2 separate regions of the Homo sapiens genome follow, and region 2 is linked to region 1. The links are chromatin loops, found by intact Hi-C in ENCODE. Cell type or tissue: Calu3. All regions are shown on one strand. Links, peaks and the distances in the headings refer to the core of each region. The heading gives the core; the rest is flanking DNA.

The links. Hi-C counts contacts between places; a loop is a spot of excess contacts. Peaks named below come from ENCODE experiments on the same cell type or tissue, not always from the same donor. Only the 100,000 strongest peaks of a DNase experiment are listed, where the experiment ranks them.
Region 2: a loop joins it to region 1, with 2.8 times the contacts of the local background. A loop is called at or near these places in 11 of 110 quality-filtered maps.

What each region holds. Positions count from the first base shown.
Region 1 is chr7:80,094,029-80,104,434 of GRCh38, forward strand. It overlaps the pseudogene RPL10P11. Among named protein-coding and RNA genes, the nearest start is that of GNAI1, 36 kb to the right of the region's middle. In Calu3, for the core only: a CTCF peak has its summit at 4,995; no DNase peak of the experiment used is centred there.
Region 2 is chr7:80,450,142-80,460,547 of GRCh38, forward strand. It overlaps GNAT3 (G protein subunit alpha transducin 3), which reads right to left. Exons shown (of 8, transcript NM_001102386.3): 8 at 8,494-8,720. The coding sequence ends at 8,530. Among named protein-coding and RNA genes, the nearest start is that of GNAT3, 57 kb to the right of the region's middle. In Calu3, for the core only: no CTCF peak of the experiment used is centred there; no DNase peak of the experiment used is centred there.

The DNA.
Region 1 (10,406 bases), core at 1,118-9,117:
AGTCTCAAAAAAAAAAAGGAAAACTTATTTTGGCACCAAATTTTATGGCAGGCTACTACTGAATGGTAATGTTACTTGTTTTAAAGGTACCTCAAGAATAAATGAGTCCACCTAAGATATTTAAAACCGCACCTTTGACACAATCTGGTATTAACTAAAGAGTAATTCTAAATTCTGGAATAGATGATCAATATTAAAAAGTGTACAGTTTATTTTTCATACAAATAATTGAGTTACTTTAAGAAAAGTACAAAAATAAAGATTAATATCTATTTAAATTATACTGACAGGAAAAATTTTCATATTTTTTAAGTGATTGTAATATTAGTTCAATAAATATCATCCATTAGGCCCAAAGGTTTGAAATAGTGCTTATAATATGAAGAACTTTCTTTAGAAAATTCTCAATTTTCACCTCCATTTAACATGTTCTGTAACATTCTCTTTCTTGATATGAAGGCTGATTACAGAACTCCTCCTTGTTTTACACAGTAAATGTGGAACTAGGTGTGAATATAAATTTGTTTAAACTAATAATTGCCATTCAATAGCCTTCTGAGTTCATTTCCATCAGATTTACTTAAAATCGTTTTTAGAGTACAGTAATAGTGAGAGTTGAGTTTCACATATAATGTTCATGAGGGAACAAAATGTTCTCAAACACAAATTTTGAAAGCAGTCTTACAGTGTCTTGTATTGGCTAGATCATGCAGATAAATCTTTATGAGGGTATCACTTTGATAGGAAAATATATTCAATTATTACTAATAATTTCTTTATATGTAAAAGACAATATTTTATTTGCTTTTCCTAAACCAAACTGGTGCATGCCATACTTGGTCATAGTAAATAAAAGAAAAGATAATATCAACATCTTTCTTCTAGTGAGCAGAATTCAGGAAAGTTCTCAACATGAATACATTGTGGTCAGGTTTATAGACAGGTTTATTAGGCAGTAGGTTTAAAGAATATTCATATACTATTAATACCAAGTGGTGATAAGCAGTGATAAAATAGCTTACACTACCCAGTTCTGTTATAGAAGCAAAAAAGGCACATTTTATTACTTCCAAAAGTGTATCTCTTCTTTTTGAAATGGAGTTTTGCTCTTTTTGCCCCGGCTGGAGTGCAATGGTGTGATCTCAGCTCACTGCAACCTCCACCTCCCGGGTTCAAGAGATTCTCCTACCTTAGCCTCCCAAGTAGCTGGGAGCTACCACCATGCCCAGCTAATTTTTTGTATTTTTAGTAGAGATGGGGTTTTGCCATGTTAGTCAGCTGGTCTTGAACTCTAGACCTCAGGTGATCCACCTGCCTCAGCCTCCTAAGGTGCTGGGGTTACAGGTGTGAGCCACCTTACCCGGCCAAGTGAATCTCTTTTTATAAACCATTGTTTTAAGGTAGTCTCTTGTTTGATGTTTCAAAGTAATTCATCTATTTTAGTGGCAGTAACTCATTAGCCCTATCGACCTACAAAGATTTCTGGTAGAATAACATCAAAATAGTAAGAATAGTGTTGTTGACATTAGGCTAAGTACACAAATAAAAAATAAAAGATTAATTTAATATTGCAAAAATTTGAATCTATAAAGCAAGAGATCCTAGTGAATCTAACTAGCAATTGAACCAGCTGTAGGCAATGAATGCCAGATTCAAACTAAAGAGTAAAGACAAATTACAAACAGTTCGGAGAAGGATTTTTATAGGCCACTAGGTGCCACTGTTTTGTGAAAAACTTATTAAATGATATAATGGAACTCTAACTTATATTCCTTTTTTAAAAAATCACATCTTGAATTGGGATGTTGCTATATCATAGTTCTAAAGTGAGTAAATTTCTTTGTCTCTGGGATTAGTTAAACTCACAGCAAAATGAAAGTAATACAGTATTTGAAATAAGTTATAAAGCCCAAAATTTATCATTATCAATGTAAATTTTTGGCTATTAAACTTGAGCCATCATTGATCTGGAAACAGTGATTTTGAACTGAAAGCTTAAGTGGTTTGACTGTATGTAATAAGAGGGCTGCATAAGCATATTTAAACTGTGGCATATTACTTGGGCCCAAAATACTTTCTTTGAAAAAGAAACATGATTGCTTACAGAAATTTAGGAATGGCACCACCCATAAGGTAGCGTGAGAAAATTTCTTGAAGGCAGCTGTCTTTAATCCATCAACTGGCATTGATCTCAAATTAGATATAAACGAGTCCACATCGAAACTACAGAGGAGGAGATCATCTTCAGAAGTAACCAACCTATTGATATTAAAATACAGAAGACCCTTTTCTTTTAAATATACTGCATTTTAAAGGATGATTCTACTTATTTTCCAAAATGAACCTAAGCAAAATCATTAATACAATCCTTTAGTGTCAGGCAGAGATACAACATTTTTTTCAGCACTTACGGAAGTTTGGTGGAAAGCTGTAATAGACGAGTACTTATTCTTTTCTTTATTTTTCTTTCTCTCTTTCTTTTTTCTTTTTTGGCCAGTAAACAGAATTTATTAGTAAGCATAAGTCAGATCGGCATGGCCCAAGGAGACAGTGCTGCCAAAAGCCTTCATGAGTACAGAACCTGCCACTTGTCCAAGGGGCTGTGATTGGGAACTTACTTGACCCCACAACCATCAGGGATGAGGTGCTTCTCAGCCACTTTGTCTTCAAATTTGTCAGCATTAAACTTGGTGAAGCCCCACTTGTTGGAGATATGGATCTTCTGCCATCCAGGGAACTTGAACTTGGCCCTGCGTAAGGCTTCAATCACATGGTCCTTGTTCTGAAGCTTAGTGCGGATAAACATGATGACTTGACCAATGTGGACCCTGGCCACAGTACCCTGGGGTTTTCCAAAGGCCCCTCACATACCCATCTGGAGCCTTTCAGCCCCAGCACAGGGCTACATCTTGTTGATGCAGATGACATGGATGGGATGGAGCTACACTCGGATGTGAAAGCCATCTCTGCCCCAACTTTTCACCATGTACTTATTGGCACAAATACGGACAGCCTCCAGGGCTTCAGAAGACAGCAGCTCATATTCATCAGACACCATGTGGCCACAGAGTGGGAACTCATCCACTTTTGCCTTCTTTCGACCCAAAGATACAGATCTCAGCAGAAACGAGACTTTGGGTATGGCTGTTTTTTACAATACCAATAACAAGGAGCAGGATGGTGGCCCCTGGCGACACAGGAACTTCGCCAGTGCGTGGAAGAGACAGTGCACTCCTATACTTTTCACCTAACGCTAATATCTAAATATTTACAAAGTATTCCTTTGAATAGACTAATGGCTTTCCAAATCTAACCAAAGTAATTAAATGAACTAATGTTGACTAACAAGCTATCATCTTTTTATTAGACAAATGATGTCTAATAAGCTATCATCTGATTCATTTTTTAGATACTCAAGCTAATATACTGTTGTAACACAGGATACTCTATTAGTTATCTATTGCTGTATAACATATCTCAAAATCTAGCAGCATAGAAATAACAAACATTTATAATTATCTCACAGTTTCTGAGAACCCAGAATCCAGAGTGGCTTAGCTGGATAATTTTGGTTCAGTTTTCTTGGAGGGTTGTGGCTAAACTGTCAGCCAGGGCTGTAGTCATCTCAACACTCAGCTGGAATCAGATCCACTTTAAGGTTCATTAACGTGTTGTTTGCAAGTTTCCATTTCTCTCTGGCTGTTGTTCAGAGACTTCAATTACTCACCATGTAGGATTCTCTATAAGATGGCTTATAGTATGGTAGGTTGCTGGCCTGAGAGTGAGCGATATGAAAGAAAGAGAGTGGACACGCAAGGCAGAAGTCATAGTCTTTCTATAATCTCATTTAAGTGACATACCATCTTTTATTCATTAGAAGTTCACCACTAAGTTCCCACACTCAAAGTGATTGCAAAATAACATAAATATCAGGAGGTGTGGATCATTGACAGTCATCTTAGAAGCTGCTTACCACACCAACAGTGAAGTCTAAGATATCCTTTCAGTATCTCTTAAAGTAACTAAAGGCTTTCTAAAGCTAACATTGACTACTAAGCTTTCATCTGATTATTAAACAACTAATTTGATATTTTTAAGTATTCAAGGTAATATTGTCATAGCACAAGGGTACTGATTTCACAGTCTATAAAAAGAAACACTGAACAGATCCTTTCGTTGTTTCTTTATACTATTCAGGCAGTTTCCCCAACAGAAATAACCCCCTGAATTAGGATATAATAGTTTGATGACATTATTTCCTGAAATCACTGTTCTCCTTACATTGATTGATTATATTACATACAAACAATATAACCTTGACAAAGTGAGGGTCTATTGCAAACCTGTCTAAATATTTGTCTTTCATCTGAATAATATAAAAATTCCTGATGAACCCTCTTAAAATGTGAGTGTTCAACAATTTTATTTCTTAGTGCAAACTAGAATGTGAAGGTAATCTGGCTGTGTTATGTGTTGTCCCATGATTAATTCCACCCATCAGACTAGTTTGCTCCTTGGCTATGCCAAGTGTCTACCTCCTCCAGCTGTGACCTGGATTGAAGGAGATGATATTTCCAGAAAGTGCCAATTAAAACCTTCATATTTTATTATATTAGTCTCTGGTGATTCATGTGAAATAATTTCTCAAGATCTTAATAATCTCTGAGTAAACTCATAAAATTATGACTTTGGCATATAATTGATACACAATAATTCTGTAGAACGACTGAACATGCAAACCTCAAGAGCAGTTTGACCACATGTACCCTTCCCTTCCCTTTCTTTTAAAGATCCATTAGTGTCCTTTTAAAAGCATCCTCTATGCTTGTTGTTTGTTTGACAGTTACTTTAGTTTTAGAGTCTCTTACTGGAAGCACTGGGGTTATCCGAACAGCCCTGCAGCACGCAAAGATGGTGGAGTTTTTGTGGCCTCCTGGGAAGGGTATGGGCTGGAAGGGATGTAGTTTGACCCTGCTGGATGTCACAGGTATTGCCTCATAGTTTAAAGTATTCTAGAAACTAAACTGGGCAAAAGCGGGGAGAGTCAGCACTGTTCCTCTGCTCCTTGCCGCCCTCGTCTAAGCTAATTACGGCAAATGTGCACCCAAAGTTAGCCAAGTCCAGCCAGGTTCAGACCAGAGCTAGGATGGCAGAATCAGACTAGTGAGGTAAAACGCCAGAGATGAGACAGAATTTGCAGAAGCAGCTGGGGGAGAAAAGAAAATATAAAAGAGGAAAAATGTGAATGGAGCTATGGTAATTATAAAAGAGAAAAAAATACATTAAGAGGGCGACCATTGCTTTAGGAAGAAGGGAGAATCTTTGTTATGCCCTTTCACAGTCACTTCAAGGTCTGACAGATGTCCATGTTCCCTCCCTGGCTGTTTTGAAATTGTCTCTCTTTTTAAGAAATAACTAGAGAGATATGGCCATGTTCACTGCAGGAAAAACCCCTGAAAAACAAAATTGTTTTACTTTGACTGGATCCCAGGAGGTAAACTGACAGTATCAGTTTTGCAAAAGAAAAAAAAAGGCACAGACAAACCTGATAAAATTATCCTTTGAAATTGAAAAGAAATCACAGTTACCAGTATCACACATATACACACATAATTTATATTCCTTATTAGGCCTTTGCTAACAGTGGGAATATAAACAAGTTATGTAACCAATTTTAAGCTTCATTTTCTTCTACAAAGACGGAACACCTACTTCACAAAGTTAGTCTACATGTTGTATTAAATAATTGTTTTGTGTTTCAGTGGAAAACTAAACGTCTTTTACAGGAGACCTACCTGGGATGTTAGATTCTAGCCTTGTTCATTGTCTTTCAGGTATTTTGCAACTCTTTGTAAGTTATAAGTAGCTGACAGATAAGTAAATTCTGCGCTGTCTGGTAGTGATTTAATTGACTTCCTCCCCTCTGTGGAAAACTAGTTTTGTCTCCATTTGCAATTCGTCTCCACGTTCCTTTATTCTATAATAATTTTTGCTATTTTGCTCATTTTTTTCTGAACCAGTTATAACATCTACCTGGTAACTTCATATCATATAAGGAAAATAAATTCTTTAGCATGGGTTCATTTTTATATCTATATGAGTCATGATTTTTTATTTTGCAGAAAATTATCTTTTAACAAATGTATGATAATGCTGAGCACAGTGTATAGTATATATTAGAAATTCCAGAAAATAAATTATATTTCTGATTTTAATTTTTTAAACTTTTGTGTGCTATTATTATATTTTGAATTTTTTAAATTATATTTATTCTTCGTAAAAATAATTTATGGACATATTATAAAGATAGTGCCAAGACTTACAATGTACATCAATAGTTCACTACAGTATTCTCCATCTTGTAGGCCCTGACCCCACAAATTATGAACTGTGAAATTTATAGCTTTGTATTTATCAATAATATGCTTACACAGCTATTTTATAAGTTACCAATTTTAGATATTTCCTATCGATTTCACATCATGGCAAATTAGAATTTAGCTCTTCCATACCATAAATGTCTATTTCTCCTGCCCCCATAATTAACATAGATATACTGTAAATTTTATTTTATTTTATATTTTATTTTATTTTGTTTTATTTGACAGAGACTCGCTCGCCCAGGCTGGAGTGCAGTGGCTCGATCTCAGCTCACTGCAACCTCCACCTCCTGGGATCAAGTGATTTTCCTGCCTCAGCCTCCAGAGTAGCTGGGATTACAGATGTGCACCACCACGCCCGGCTAATTTTTTTTTTTTTTTCTTTGAGACGGAGTCTCGCTCTGTCCCCCAGGCTGGAGTGCAGTGGCATGATCTAGGCTCACTGCAAGCTCTGCCTCCCGGGTTCACGCCATTCTCCTGCCTCAGCCTCCCGAGTAGCTGGGACTACAGGTGCCCGCCAACACGCCCAGCTATTTTTTTGTATTTTTAGTAGAGATGGGGTTTCACCATGTTGGCCAGGCTGGTCTCGAACTCCCGACCTCAAGTGATCTGCCCACCTTAGCCTCCCAAAGTGCTGGGATTACAGGTGTGAGCCACTGCACCCAGCCCATAAATTTTAGTTAAACCAAGTGTTAGTGCTTTCTTACATTATATGTTGCGTAAATGGTGCCCCAGACGCTCTGCAAAGTAGGAATACAGATTAAATATGTTCACACAAATAATCTTCCTTCCCTCCAAAGTGCTACATTTTGATTATTCTTTCTTTCTAATGCTGCCGTATTCATTGTCTATTGCTGCTGAACGAATGACTCCAAAGCTTAGTTACTTAGAACAACAATGAATTCTGTGGGTCAAGAATTCAGAGGCAGCTTAGTTTGGTGGTTCTTGCTTGGAATCTCTCATGAGGTGCCAGTCAAGATGTTGGCTAAGGTTGCAAGTTATCTGAAGTCTTGACAGAGGCTAGAAGATATTTTCCCAAGATGTCTCACTCATTTGGGGCAGGTTGTTGGCGGGAGGCCTCAGTTCCTTCCCACAGGAGCCTCTCCATGGGCTGCTTAAGCATGTTCATAATATGGTGCCTGGCTTCCCTCAAAGGGAGCATTCCAAGAAATAGCAAGGCAGAAGCATGATATGTTCCATGATCTAGGCTCAGAATTCATATACCATCATTAAAAAAAAAAAAAACCAGACTTTAAAAAATATAATTCACATGCCATATAACTTACCCATTTTAAATGTATACTTTAATGGTGTTTAGTATATTCACATATATGCACAACCGTCACCACAGTCAATTTTAGAGCATTTTCATCACCTCAAAAAGAAACCCCATATTCTTTAGCTATCACCACTATAAACCCCTATCATCTGGCACCCAACTGTAAGTGAGCACTATACTATTTTCTGTCACCATAGCTTTTCCTATTTTGGACTTTCATATAAATAGAATATGTTTTTATGTGGACTTTTGGACTGGCTTCTTTCACTTAGCACAATGTTTTCAAGGTTAATCCAAGTTGTAGCATATGTCATACTTCATTTATTTTTATAGCCAAATGATATTTCATTTTATAAGCATACCACATTTTATGTATCCTTTCATCCACTGACACATTTTGGCTACTGTGAATAATGCTGCTATAAACATTCATGTACAAAGGTGGGCATGGTGGCTTACACCTGAAACCCCAGCACTTTGGGAGGCTGAGGCAAGAAGGTTGCTTGAGCCCAGGAGTCCTAGACCAGCCTGGACAACATATTAAAAACATGACTCTACAAAAAATAAAAAGAAATTAGTGGGGTGCGGTGGTGTGCACCTGTAGTCACAGCTACTCTAGAAGCTAAGCTGGGAAGACTGCTTGCGTCCACCTTTTTGAGACAGGAACTCACTCTGTCACCCAGGCTGCAGTGAGCCAAAATCGTACCGCTGCACTCCAGCCTGAGTGACAGAGTGAGTCCCTGTCTCAAACAAACAAATAAAAATTTATGTATAACTTTTTATGTGGACATGTTTTCATTTCTCTTGCATATATACCTAGAAATGGAATTACTGGTAATTCTGTTTAATTATTAGAGGAAATGCCAGACAGTTTTCTAATGTGACTGGACAATTTTGCATGCCTATCAGTAATTTATGAGAGTTCCAATTTCTCTACATTCTCACCGACACTTGTTATTATCTGACTTTTTAAACGTAGTCATCCTAGTTGGGTGTGAAGTGGCATCTTCCGGTTGTTTTGATTTGCATTTTTCTGATAACTAATGAGGTTGAGCATCTTTTCATTTGCTTTTTGGCTGTTTGTATGTCTTCCTTGGAGAAATGTGTATTCAGGTACTTTAGCCATTTCTTAGTTTGTTTATTTGTCTTTTATTATTAAGTTGTAAGAGTGCTTTAAATATTCTAGATAAAAGTCCCTTATCATGTATATAATTTGCATATATTTTCTCCTATTCTGTAGTGTGTTTCTTTAAATTCTTGATAGTGTTCTTTGAAGCATAAAGCTTATTGAAGTCCAGTTTGCAATTTTTTCTTTTGTTGCTCATACTTTTGGTGTCATATTGAAAAATCCAAGGTCATGAGACTTACTGTTTTGTTTTCTTCTAAGAGTTTAAACTTTTACATTTAAGTCTTTGATATATAATATCTTGAATTTATTTTTGCATATGGTATGAAGTGAATGTCCAACTTCATTCTTTTGCCTATGACCATCTGGTTGTCCCAGCACCATTTGTTGAAAAGAATATTTTTCCCCATTGAATGGTCTTGTCACTCTTGTCAAAACTTATTGACCATGGGTATATAGATTTATTTCTGGTCTCTCAATTATATTCCATTAGTCTATATGTCTATTCTTGTGCCAGCACACTGTTTAATTACCATTGCTTTGCAGCGAGTTTTGAAATTGGAAAATGTGAATCTGCTTACTTTGCTCTTCATTTTTTAAAATTATTTTGGCTATTCTGGGTTTCTTGCAATTTCATATGAAATTTAGAATCAGCTTGTCAATTTCTGCAAAAAGTTTGTTGTTATTCTGTTAAGAATTGCATTGATTCTGTAGATAAGTTTGGGAAGTACTGCTATCTTAACAATACTGCTATCTTAATAAATAATTGCTATCTTAACAATAAATAATAATGAATAACAAACATTCATTGTCATCTTTATTATATATCCAAATAATACATAATCCAATAATCCAAACAATAAGTAAACCTTGCAACCCATAAGTTTAGGTTTTTTAAAATTTCTTTCAACTCTATTTCATAGTTTTCAAAATATACATTTAGCACTTCTGTTATTTATTTCTAAGAATTTTATTTTTTTGATACTAGAGTAAGTGGAATTATTTTCTCAATTTCATTTGCAGGTGGTTAATTGCTAGTATATAGAAATAAAATAGATCTTTTTATATTAATCTTGTATACTACAACCTTGTTTATTATTTGCTCTTGTAAACGTGTAATAGTTTTTAGTGGGCTTTTTAGTATTTACTATATATATACAACATCATGTCATCTGCAAAGAGAACTAGTTTTACTTCTTCTTTTCCAGTGTGGATGCTTTTCTTTTTCTTGCCTACTTGCCATGGCTTGACTCTCTAGTGCAATACTGCCTAAAAGTGGTGAGAGCAGACATCCTTTCTTGTTATTTTGCATGGTGTTGACTGTGAGATTTTTGTAGCTGCCCTTTATCAGGTTTAGGAAATTGTCTCTATCAAGAATACTTGACTGGAGCTCTCCATTCTTCTGATCCACTGTGGACAGGTTGCTCTCTAGGAAAGCCACACAGCAGTTGTCCTGGAATTTCCCTTTATTGTCATCCTTAAAATTTTACTGATATTTTTCTAGAATTGATCATTTTTGCTGAATACTACCTCTGTCTTTCTTAATTTACTTCCTTATTTGTTCAAGTATATCCTCCAATAGCTTCCCATGAATTAGTAACTGACATATATTTCTGCATTT
Region 2 (10,406 bases), core at 1,308-9,307, 360 kb after region 1:
TCAGCTTCTAGGAGTTTTAAAAAATAAAATTTAACTATTACTTTTAGGCAACCAGCTATGCAGGGAATGTAGACCTATATTGACAAGGATATTGAAGTTTGGGACATTTCCACGTCCCAGTGGAGGTCACTATGGAAAATATGGACTCATCATTTATTAATTTATGAAATACTTTTTAATTCTCTTACGTAGGTGAGATACTATGGGTATGAATGAATGCCACTTTATTCCTTTCAAAATCACCTTTATTATTTTTGTTATGATTTTTGGGAGCTAACATATATTGGCCCATTTTATGTGTTCAATTCAGTGATGTTTGGTAACTTACCAAGTTTTTACATTATTCTTTAATAAAATGTTTATACATTAATTCATTTTCCCTCCCTTGGATGACACGAGATGTTCTACCAGGCTTAACAATGAAATGTTGCCCTTGTGAAATCTTTCCTAGGGGCAACATTAGATATCTGGTTCTTTTCCCCAGGAATAAATAACACTTTTAAGCCTTCAATTTAAACCTAAAATGAAAAGGAAATCACAATTTTTAAACATAAAAGTCATATTTTAAATGTTCATTAAAAATCTTTTGCATACCATTCCTCTTCCTCATTTTAGTAAGAGTTAAGACAAGCTTACTCTGGTATCAGTTTTCAAAAGAAATTGCCGAGTCACAAGCTGAGGTTATGTTGGTCTGTGGTGGTTGTTTAATCTACTCTGTTCGTTCATAGGTAAGAAAAACTACCACCTAAAATAAACGACTGTTCAATGTCTCACAGCGGATTGGTGCTCAAACTGGGATTTAAAATTAAGTCCTCAAACATAGCCCACGCTTCCCTACAGTGACTGTGTCACCCATCCTAGGAGGGAAAATATAGTTCAGGGGAACTTTTTGCCACAGATTTACAATGAAATACCGGCTTAGTGATTTGCTGTTGGAGTCTAAGTTTATTGAAGCCTTCTAGGAGTGCAGAGTCCAAAGTATAACTGCATATGTGCTTCCACTACTATTTTAAGGTAAAGAACATCCTAGGAAAAACAGCAAAGCAGCATGGCTGTGGCTTTAGATCATCAAGCAGTTGTAGGGGAGAAAAGCAATATCTTTTCCTCATCTGTAGCTAGGTTCAAGGCTGAAACCCCTATAACAAAAGACAGGGTAGCAAGAGAAAGGCATGCAAATTTAGTAGAAGATTTATGTGACACAGGAGTCTTCAGAAATTAAGACCCAAAGAAGCAGGGAAAACTATGTGTTTTAATGCTTACATTGAATGAAGGCTGGACAGTTGATATGGTTTGGCTGTGTCCCCACCCAAATCACATCTTGAATTGTAGCTCCCATAATTCCTACGGTGTCGTGGGAAGGACCTCGTGGGAGGTAATTGAATCATGGGGGTGGGTTTTTCCCATGCTGTTCTCCTGGTAGTAAATAAGTCTCACGAGATGGTTTTATAAAGAGCAGTTCCCCTGCACATGCTCTCCTGCCTGCTGCCATGTGAGATGTGCCTTTGCTCCTCCTTAACCTTCTGCCATGACTGTGAGTGCTCCCCAGCTATGTGGAACTGTGAGTCCATTAAACGTCTTTTTCTTTATAAATTACCCAGTCTTGGGCATTTCTTCATAGCAGTATGAAAAATGGACTAGTACAACAGTCTTGTGGAAGTATGATTGAATGAAAGAGGATATGATCTAATGGTAATAAGCTATGGGGACGTTAGCAAGGCCTGTTCAAATTATTCTCGGTTTCTCGGTGTCTTTATTTCTTTCCTTTTGGTATAGGAAGTATCCCTCTAGAATGAGGGCTTTCTGACCTACTTTAAAGGAAGGTCAGAGAATTCTTTTATGGCTTGCTTCAGGGAAGAATGGTGAGAGAAAGTCAGAGAGATCTTCTTCTTTAAGCTGTCTTCTCAAATGCCAAAGTGCTATATTTTGTGGTACATGTCCTGAACCCTGTCACAGTATTATTTGTTCTTTTTTAAATATGAAAAGGAACACAATTGTGAAGATGAAATAAGCATTTGTGTCTGTTTTTTATACATTTATTTATTTATTTTTAAGACAGGGTCTCACTTTGTCTCCCAGGCTGAAGTGTGGTGGCACCATCATAGCTTACTACCACCTCAAACTCCTGGGCTCAAGCTATCCTCCCACCTCAGCCTCCCAAGTAGCTGAAGACAACAGGCACGTTCCAACATGCTTTGCTAAGTTTTTGTATTTTTAATAGAGACAGTGTCTTACTATGTTGCCCAGGCTGGTCTTGAACTCCTGGGCCCAAGCAATCCTCCCGCCTTGGCCTCCCAAAGTTCTGGGATTACAGGTGTGTGCCATTGCACCTGGCCTATGTACATTTTTATTATACAATTCTCTGCCTTTTGTTTCCAAAAGTGTAGGTGATTATGCTATTCTGCCACATGTATCATTGTAGTGCACACCATATGTGGGAATAAAAATGCTAAGTGATTATTTCTTGAATAGAGGCTAAGCATTTGTGGATTCAGGTGGACTGACAGACTCACGGACCTCTAACTCCTAGGGAAATTAAATTGTTTCTTTTGCTGGTAAATTATCTCACCTACCTTGTGCTTTATATAAATGTACACTTGTATACCAATATTTTAAGTGTAATAAAATATTCAGACTTTTAATGAATAAGATGATTGTAGCCCAGATTATCTTGTTCTTTGGCATTCAGGATAGGGTGCTTTATATGATAAACTTTCTTATGCTAACTCTAAGCGCAATCATCTAGTTCTTTTCTCCCAGGTAAGGCTTTTAATGTATTAAACATAAATATTCTCCATTAATTTTGATATTGTAATGCAATTAATACTTGATCATTTTTATTTTTCAGAGGAGAAAACTTACAGCAGTATACTTTGAAAAAACAATTTTCAATTACATATGTGTGCTTGGTTTTGTCCCAAACTGACCACTTTAGAAAATATAAATGTCTTTCACATAAAATACTGGCTTTGCCTGTGTCTCATATGTTATTCCTTATCTGAAAGGTGTAATAATTAGAAGACCATTACTGTCCCCCATGAATTAAATTAGGGTCTTTTTATTTCCTTTTTCTTTCATTTGACTCTATTTATTACTTAACTAGTGTGACAAATGTGGCTTAAAATAAAAACGTTGCTATTATTAATGAAAAATGTGCTGGTCGCAGCAGTGGTGATAAAGAAAAATGTGACAGAGCACTCATTTTCCTCTTGATTTGGTGGAGTGGTCGCTGGGAAAAAGTTGTAATAAACAGAATAATGGAATGGTTAATGTTTTAGCAGAATGGGATTTTACTTTGATTTGCTGAAAAGATATACATTAATAAGCAGTCAATTGATTACAACTCACAAAACACAGTTGTCAGGCATCAAATTATATTTCTCCTACTAGTCTCTGTGAGCAAATCAAGATTTTAAACACAATACAGATAACTGAAAGACACACTTTACAAAATTAATAATTACTTAGACTAAAACAAAATGACCAAAAAAGTAAGAAGATCCTAAAAGAACGATGTATCTGTGTAACACTACAAATTTGGAGCAGCTTCAGTAGCTTCCTTAATCATAAACTAAACTTGACTAAAATATTACATATTATGTTTTCAGAATGTTATAATATACTACTGAGTTAAAGTCAAAAAATATACTATGATTCTTAACAAGATTTTATTATTTGTTTCACTAAAGTTATTGGTCATCTAGATGTATTGTTTTTAATATTTGGAGGGAAAAACCTGTGATGTAAGTGTGCCCCCATGTGGCTATAGATTGGTTTGTAAGAATGTCTGAAGCATTAATGGAAAGGGGGCTTCAATTGGTTATATTAATATTATCTTGTTAATATTTACTCCATCCCAAGCACAGAGTTGTTTCTCCTGTTTTTAAAGTTTTTCTAAGATACAGGATTCTCAGTTTCTTCCATAATTCTTACAATCATATTATTTTTAGTAGTCATACATTTTAACCAATAGGTCTGCTTCTAATTCTGAAGTGTATAACATAGTAAAGACACATAAATCAACACAAAAGACGTATGTTTCCTCATGTCTAAAGTATTTGGTTAAGTCAAGCCTAAGTCATTCTCTCCAAGTGTTTAAAAATACATTTTATAAGTAAATAGGAAGACGTATCTGGTAGGAAATTGGTATTAGGACAGGCCTATGGCCTGAGAAAATAGTTTGCTATTTATGTGATATTTTAATAAGACTATTATTAAGTCTATTATTAAGAGTATATTTGTTCATAATTTTTTTTAACCAATAGGATATTGGATATTCATAGTCAATGTTGGCGATTCCACAGAATTTGAAACCCCTTTTCCATACAGCATCTTTGTGGAGTTGATTGCTTCCATAATATATATGTGTGTGTGTGTGTGTGTGTGTGTGTGTGTGTGTGTGTGTGTGTGTATTTTATATATATATATTTTTTTTTTTTTTTGAGACAGAGTCTCACTCTGTCACCCAGGCTGGAGTGCAGTGGCGCAATCTTGGCTCACTGTGACCTCCACCTCCAGAGTTCAAGCGATTTTCCTGCCTCAGCCTCCCAAGTAGCTGGAATTACAGGTGTGCGTCACCATGCCCAACTAATTTTTTTGTATTTTTAGTAGAGACGGGGTTTTGCCATATTGGCCAGGCTGGTCTGAAACTCCTGACCTCAGGTGATCTGCCCACCTCGGCCTTCCAAAGTGCTGGGATTGCAGGCGTGAGCCACCACTCCCGGCCACTTCCATATTTTGACACAAAAGTATATCTTTATTTAACTCACTAGTCACTAATCCCAGGATGCAAAGTCTAACTTATTGGCCAGTTGATGCTTCTGGAAAATTGCTGTGAGGGTTGGTTGTTAATGACCCCACTGTATATAAGCCCACATCTTGTTTCTGAGGTAGTGCAGTGTGTTGGCATTATAATCATGTTTGAGCGAGTTTGAATGGCATTCATTTTTGTTTGTTTGTTTGAGCATGTGACTGAGCAGCAACCGCAAAAAGCAAGGGCACCGACGGCACAGATAGAAGCCTGAGCCTCAGCTTGAAATGCATGTTTTCATTTTAACCAACATTACTGTTCTCAGTGGAAGTTTCTTCAGGGTAGAAGCAAACTTTTCCATATTTTATTTTGTTATATTTAAAAACTAGCCCCAAATGCTGTGCTTCTACTCTAACTTTTTGTATTAAACTTTTAAAAGTGAAATCTGAAATAATTAAATTTTAAAGGTTGCAATCATTAAAGAATTAATACAAACATCTATTTAATTTTTTTCTTTACTAAAAATTCTCTTTTCTTAATTAGAATTCATTATTTAGCATGGCAATATTTGTGATGATGAAGAAAACTTCTTTAAGTGAAATCATAATATTGGGAGGAATTTAACGGTTTTCTTTTTAAAAATAATTCAAGATAACTTCCATTTTCATTTTGGTCATTTAACGTACTGTTTAATGTTCTCAGAGAACAATATTTCAGAAGTAAATATTTATGCCTGTCACTTTTGTGCACAGGGCAAAATGAGTTATGTACTTTGTTTGTTTGAGATGGAGTCTCGCTCTGTCACCAGGCTGGAGTGCAGTGGCATGATCTCAGCTCACTGCAACCTCCCCACCTTCCAAGTTCAAGTGATTCTCCTGCCTCAGCCTCCCAAGCAGCTGGGACTACAGGCATGCACCACCACACCCAGCTAATTTTTGTATTTTTAGTAGATACTTGGTGGTTCACATCTGTAATCCCAGCACTTTGGGAGGCTGAGGCGGGCAGATCATGAGGTCAAGAGTTATGTACTTCTGAAAAGCAAACTGAACCATTTCTGACCCCACCCTTTCCACCTACATTGTCTAAAAAATGAATCCTAAACTTAAGTCAGTAACATTTCAAATGATATATTTTCCTTTATGGAAGAGTCTCTTCACACTTATGGAAGAAAACAGGTTGATGTAGAGTGGGAAGGGAGGAAAGACAAAGCGATGAATGAAATATAGTATTTGTAATATTTATTTAAAATCTCATAATATTGAACGTCTTCTAGCAAAACGTTGGATGGTTGTCATACAGATAGTGATTCTTAGCTAGAAAACTTCATGGAATGCCTGAACTAAATGATTGCTCATGCTTTTGTTCATGTGTGCTTGATATCTTGGAATTTCAAATTAATTTTTTAATATAATTTTTAAAATTTGACTGTATTTGTTGATAATTGCTCTTTGTTTTTGGGAAAAAAAGCCACAGGCACTTAAGTGAAGATTATTCATTGAGTTATGATTATCTTTATGTGTTTAGAAGGAAAATACATCATAGAAAAATGAAGTAGCAACACTGAGAGACAGAATTATCTAAATCCACCTAAACCGCAGTTTGGCAAATTGTTTAACTTATCTTCCCTGCAACTCACCTAGCTTATAAGAATTTAATTAAATATTTTTAAGAGTCCTAGCTGACCTAATATTCTGACTATATATCATTTTCCAGAAGTATAGAAGGATAAATGATAGTGAGACATGCTTTTTTTTTTTAGATGGAGTCTCACTCTGTTGCCCAAGCTGGAGTGCAGTGGCGTGATCTCAGTTCACCGCAACCTCTACCTCCTGGGTTCAAGCAATTCTCCTACCTCAGCCTCCCGAGTAGCTGGGACTACAGGTGCATGCCACCACACCCAGCTAATTTTTGTATTTTTAGTAGAGATGGGGTTTCACCATGTTGGTCAGGGTGGTCTTGATCTCTTGACCTCATGATCCACCGGCCTTGGCCTCCCAAAGTGCTGGGATAGGCATGAGCCACTGCTCCTGGCCCAGACATGCTTTAAAAGTATGTTTTGCAGGGCCAGACATGGTGGCTCACGCCCGTAATCCCAGCACTTTGGAAGGCCAAGGTGGGTGGATCATTTGAGGTCAGGAGTTTGAGACCAGCCTAATCAACATAGTGAAACCTTGTCTCCACTAAAAATACAAAAATAAGCCGGGCAGTAGTGGTGTGCACCTATAATCCCAGCTACTCCGGAGGCTGAGGTGGGAGAATCACTTGAGCCTGGGAGGCAGAGGTTTCAGTGAGCTGAGATTGGGCCACTGGTCTCCACTCTGAGCAAGAGTGAGAACCTGTCTCAAAAAAAAAAAAAAAAAAAAAAAAAAAAGTATTGCAAATGGTAGACAATTTATAAAAAGAAAAAAATCACCTGTAATCTTCATAGATAACTTGATTTAGTTTGTAAAGCACCAACTTGGTTTTTTAAAAAGGAAGACTTTGACCATTAGAATAAAATATGATAGTCAGAATGGACCATGCAGAACCAAGGGAGGAGCTCAACATTTACCTTCTAAAAATCTGCTTGTTCTTCCTTCCCACTTCTTATTCACAAAACAAAAAACATATGAGTGCTAAAACATTAAATTATTTTTCTCTCTTGAAGTCCAGAGTTGTCATCCCAAAGCCCATGTGGTCGTCAGTTGTCATAATGTTCCATGCCAATCTGGAATAAAATGTGGGGAATGGGCGTTCCATTAAAAACTATTATTCACTTATAAAGCCTTACATTGTGTATGTGACCATATACTTCCCCCTCTCTTCAACCAGGGTAGTGCAAAAAAAAAAAATTAATAAATTATTGAAATTTTCAACTCCAAGAGTAAATTCAGCATTAATGATTTTTTTAAAGAAAATAATGTAGGAGATAAAATTGAATATATTTATTTTGCAAATGTAATTTCATATTAACAAAGAAATGTATAGAGAACATTTCATTTGCAGCTGCCTAACAGAGGGGTAATTGACTAATAAATGCCTCATGCCCTTTTAAAATAGACTTTCCAGGCCAAGAGCCGTGGCTCATGCCTGTAATTCCAGGGCTTTGAGAGGCCGAGAAGAGAGGATCACCTGAGGCCAGGAGTTCAAGCCAGGCTGGGCAACATAGTGAGACACTGTTACTATAAAAAAAACTCACAAAAAACAAAAAACTTAGCTGGGCATGGTGGCATGCATGTGTAGACCTAGCTACTCAGGAGGTTGTGGTGAGAGGATCGCTTGAGCTGAGGAGTTAGAAGCCATAGTGAGCTATGGTTGTGCCACTGTACTCCAGTCTGGGCAACACAGTGAGACCCTGTCTCTTAAAAAAAAAAAAGTCTCTACAGTACTGGCATGGCTACATTATCAACAAAAATGAATGCCTCTCAAAATCTGGCCAATGGAAATAATATTATTCCATATTTCTTCATTATTCTATGATTACAAATAGTCTGCATGTAGAGGTTTATTTCCAAGAAAATCCAGTGTCATTGATATGTACTGTTACAGTTACCAAAATATATCAGTTTTTAGATATAAGGACATCAAAGACACTCCCATTCCCCATGTTCCAAAGAAATTTAAACTTATCCAGATATAGATGATAACACATAAATATTTTTGTGGGAAAACTTTTTGCTTTACAATGCTAGTTATATGTCTAGATAAGTTAATGTCTATTCAAACTAAACACGTCATACAGCACCTTTTCTTTTATATTTTGAAAAGCATACATGAGCAAGAGTGGAAGAGAAAATAGTTGATTAGAAAAGCCCACAGTCTTTTAGATTCTCTTTGATTATTATATCTGTAACTGCGTCAAACACAAACTTGACATTTTGGGTGTCAGTAGCACAGGTCATGTGGGAATAAATTTCCTTATCTTCTTTTTTTAAATTCAGGTCTAGAAACTGGTTCTTGATGTAGTTTCCTGCATCTTCAAATGTATTTGGCCCTTGTTAAACAAAATATTTGAAGAAGTAAAGATTAATCATATGTTACAAAGAATAGGCTATAAATAATATCAGCAAATTTTAGGATTTTACTTTGATATACAAAGTATTGCAAAATCATAAAGGCAACGGTCAATTATCAGGGTGCTGGGAACTATGCTCACCCCTTTGGGAGCTCCCGGTGGCTAAAAGGTAAACTTTGCATCAAAAAGCTCAAAATACAGTAGAAATCCCAAAATATTTATAAAACAAAGTGAGTGATACAAACTTACGTATACATCAAACACTGTGTGTGTGTTTGTGGGTATGGGTATGGGTGTTTTTATACAAATTAAAAGAGAAAAAGAATGGAAAAGGTAGATGACTAAGGCACAGAAGGAGATGGTATTTGAGCTGGACTTTGAGAGGTAGCTACAACAGAGAAAAGTAAGTGAAAACAAAAAAGTGAAAGTGAGAATTGTAGCACTAGACTTGAGGGTAGGGTCGGGAAACAGACTGAGCTTTGAAGAATCTACTTCGATAGAAATGAAAGATTTTTGTAGAGGAATTGTAGGAAATCAAGTAGAATAGATGTTATGGGCTAGATTATAGACTATGTTACTAACAAAACAAAGGAGTTAGGATGCGATATAAAAGGCTATAGAGAGGTACTCTTCACTGATGTGTTATATAGCAGTAATACAATGAAGGCTCTGCTTGAGAAACTTTAGTCCAATAGCAGGATGTGCAATGAATCAGTTGAGAAAAGGCAGAAATAAAACAAGTAGGCTAAAAAATACAGGACTACTAAAAATGACCTGTTGATGGGCTTTATAACAGAATATGCTTTAAGGGGACTTGACACAGAATAGAGCAGTAGCATAAAGACTTTCTAAAAAATAAGTCTTTGTTTCCTACTTTATTGTAACTAGAAACAAAATTCCTTGAAGGACAAGCTTTAAAGCCATATAACATGGCTAAAATCCAAAACACTGGCAATACCAAATTCTGGTAAGTGCATGGAGTTATAGGAGTTAATTGCTTGTGGAAATGCAAAATAGTGCAGTCACTTTGAAAGGCAATTTGGCAGTTTCTTACAAAGCTAAAGATAGTCTTACCATACAATCCAGCAATCACACTTCTAGGCATTTACCTAGAAACTTATGTCTACACAGAAGCTTGCACATGGATGTTTATAGCATCTTTTTCCATAATTGCCAAAAATTGAGAGGAACCAAGATGTCCTTCTGTAGCTGAAAGGATAAACTGTGGTTCGTTTAAGGAACAGAATATTAATTTAGGAATAAAAAAATTAGCTATCAATCCATAAAAAGACATGGAGGAAACTTAAATGCATATTGCAAATGAAAGAAGACAGTAAGAAAATGCTACATGTCATATGATTCCAGTTATATTACATTCTGGAAAAGGCAAAAGGATAGAAACAATAAAAAGATCAGTGGTTGCCAGGAGTGTGAGGAGGGAGGAGGCATGAATGGGGGAACACAGGGGATTTTTAAGGCAGCGAAGCTGTTCTGTATAACACTGTAATGCTGGATACATGACCTGCATGTGGCAAAACACATAGAACTGTGCAACATAAAGAGTGAACCCTAATTAAATGATGGACTTGGCCGGGGACGGTGGCTCATGCCTGTAATCCTAACACTTTGGGAGGGCGGATGGATCATCTGAGGTCAGGAGTTCAA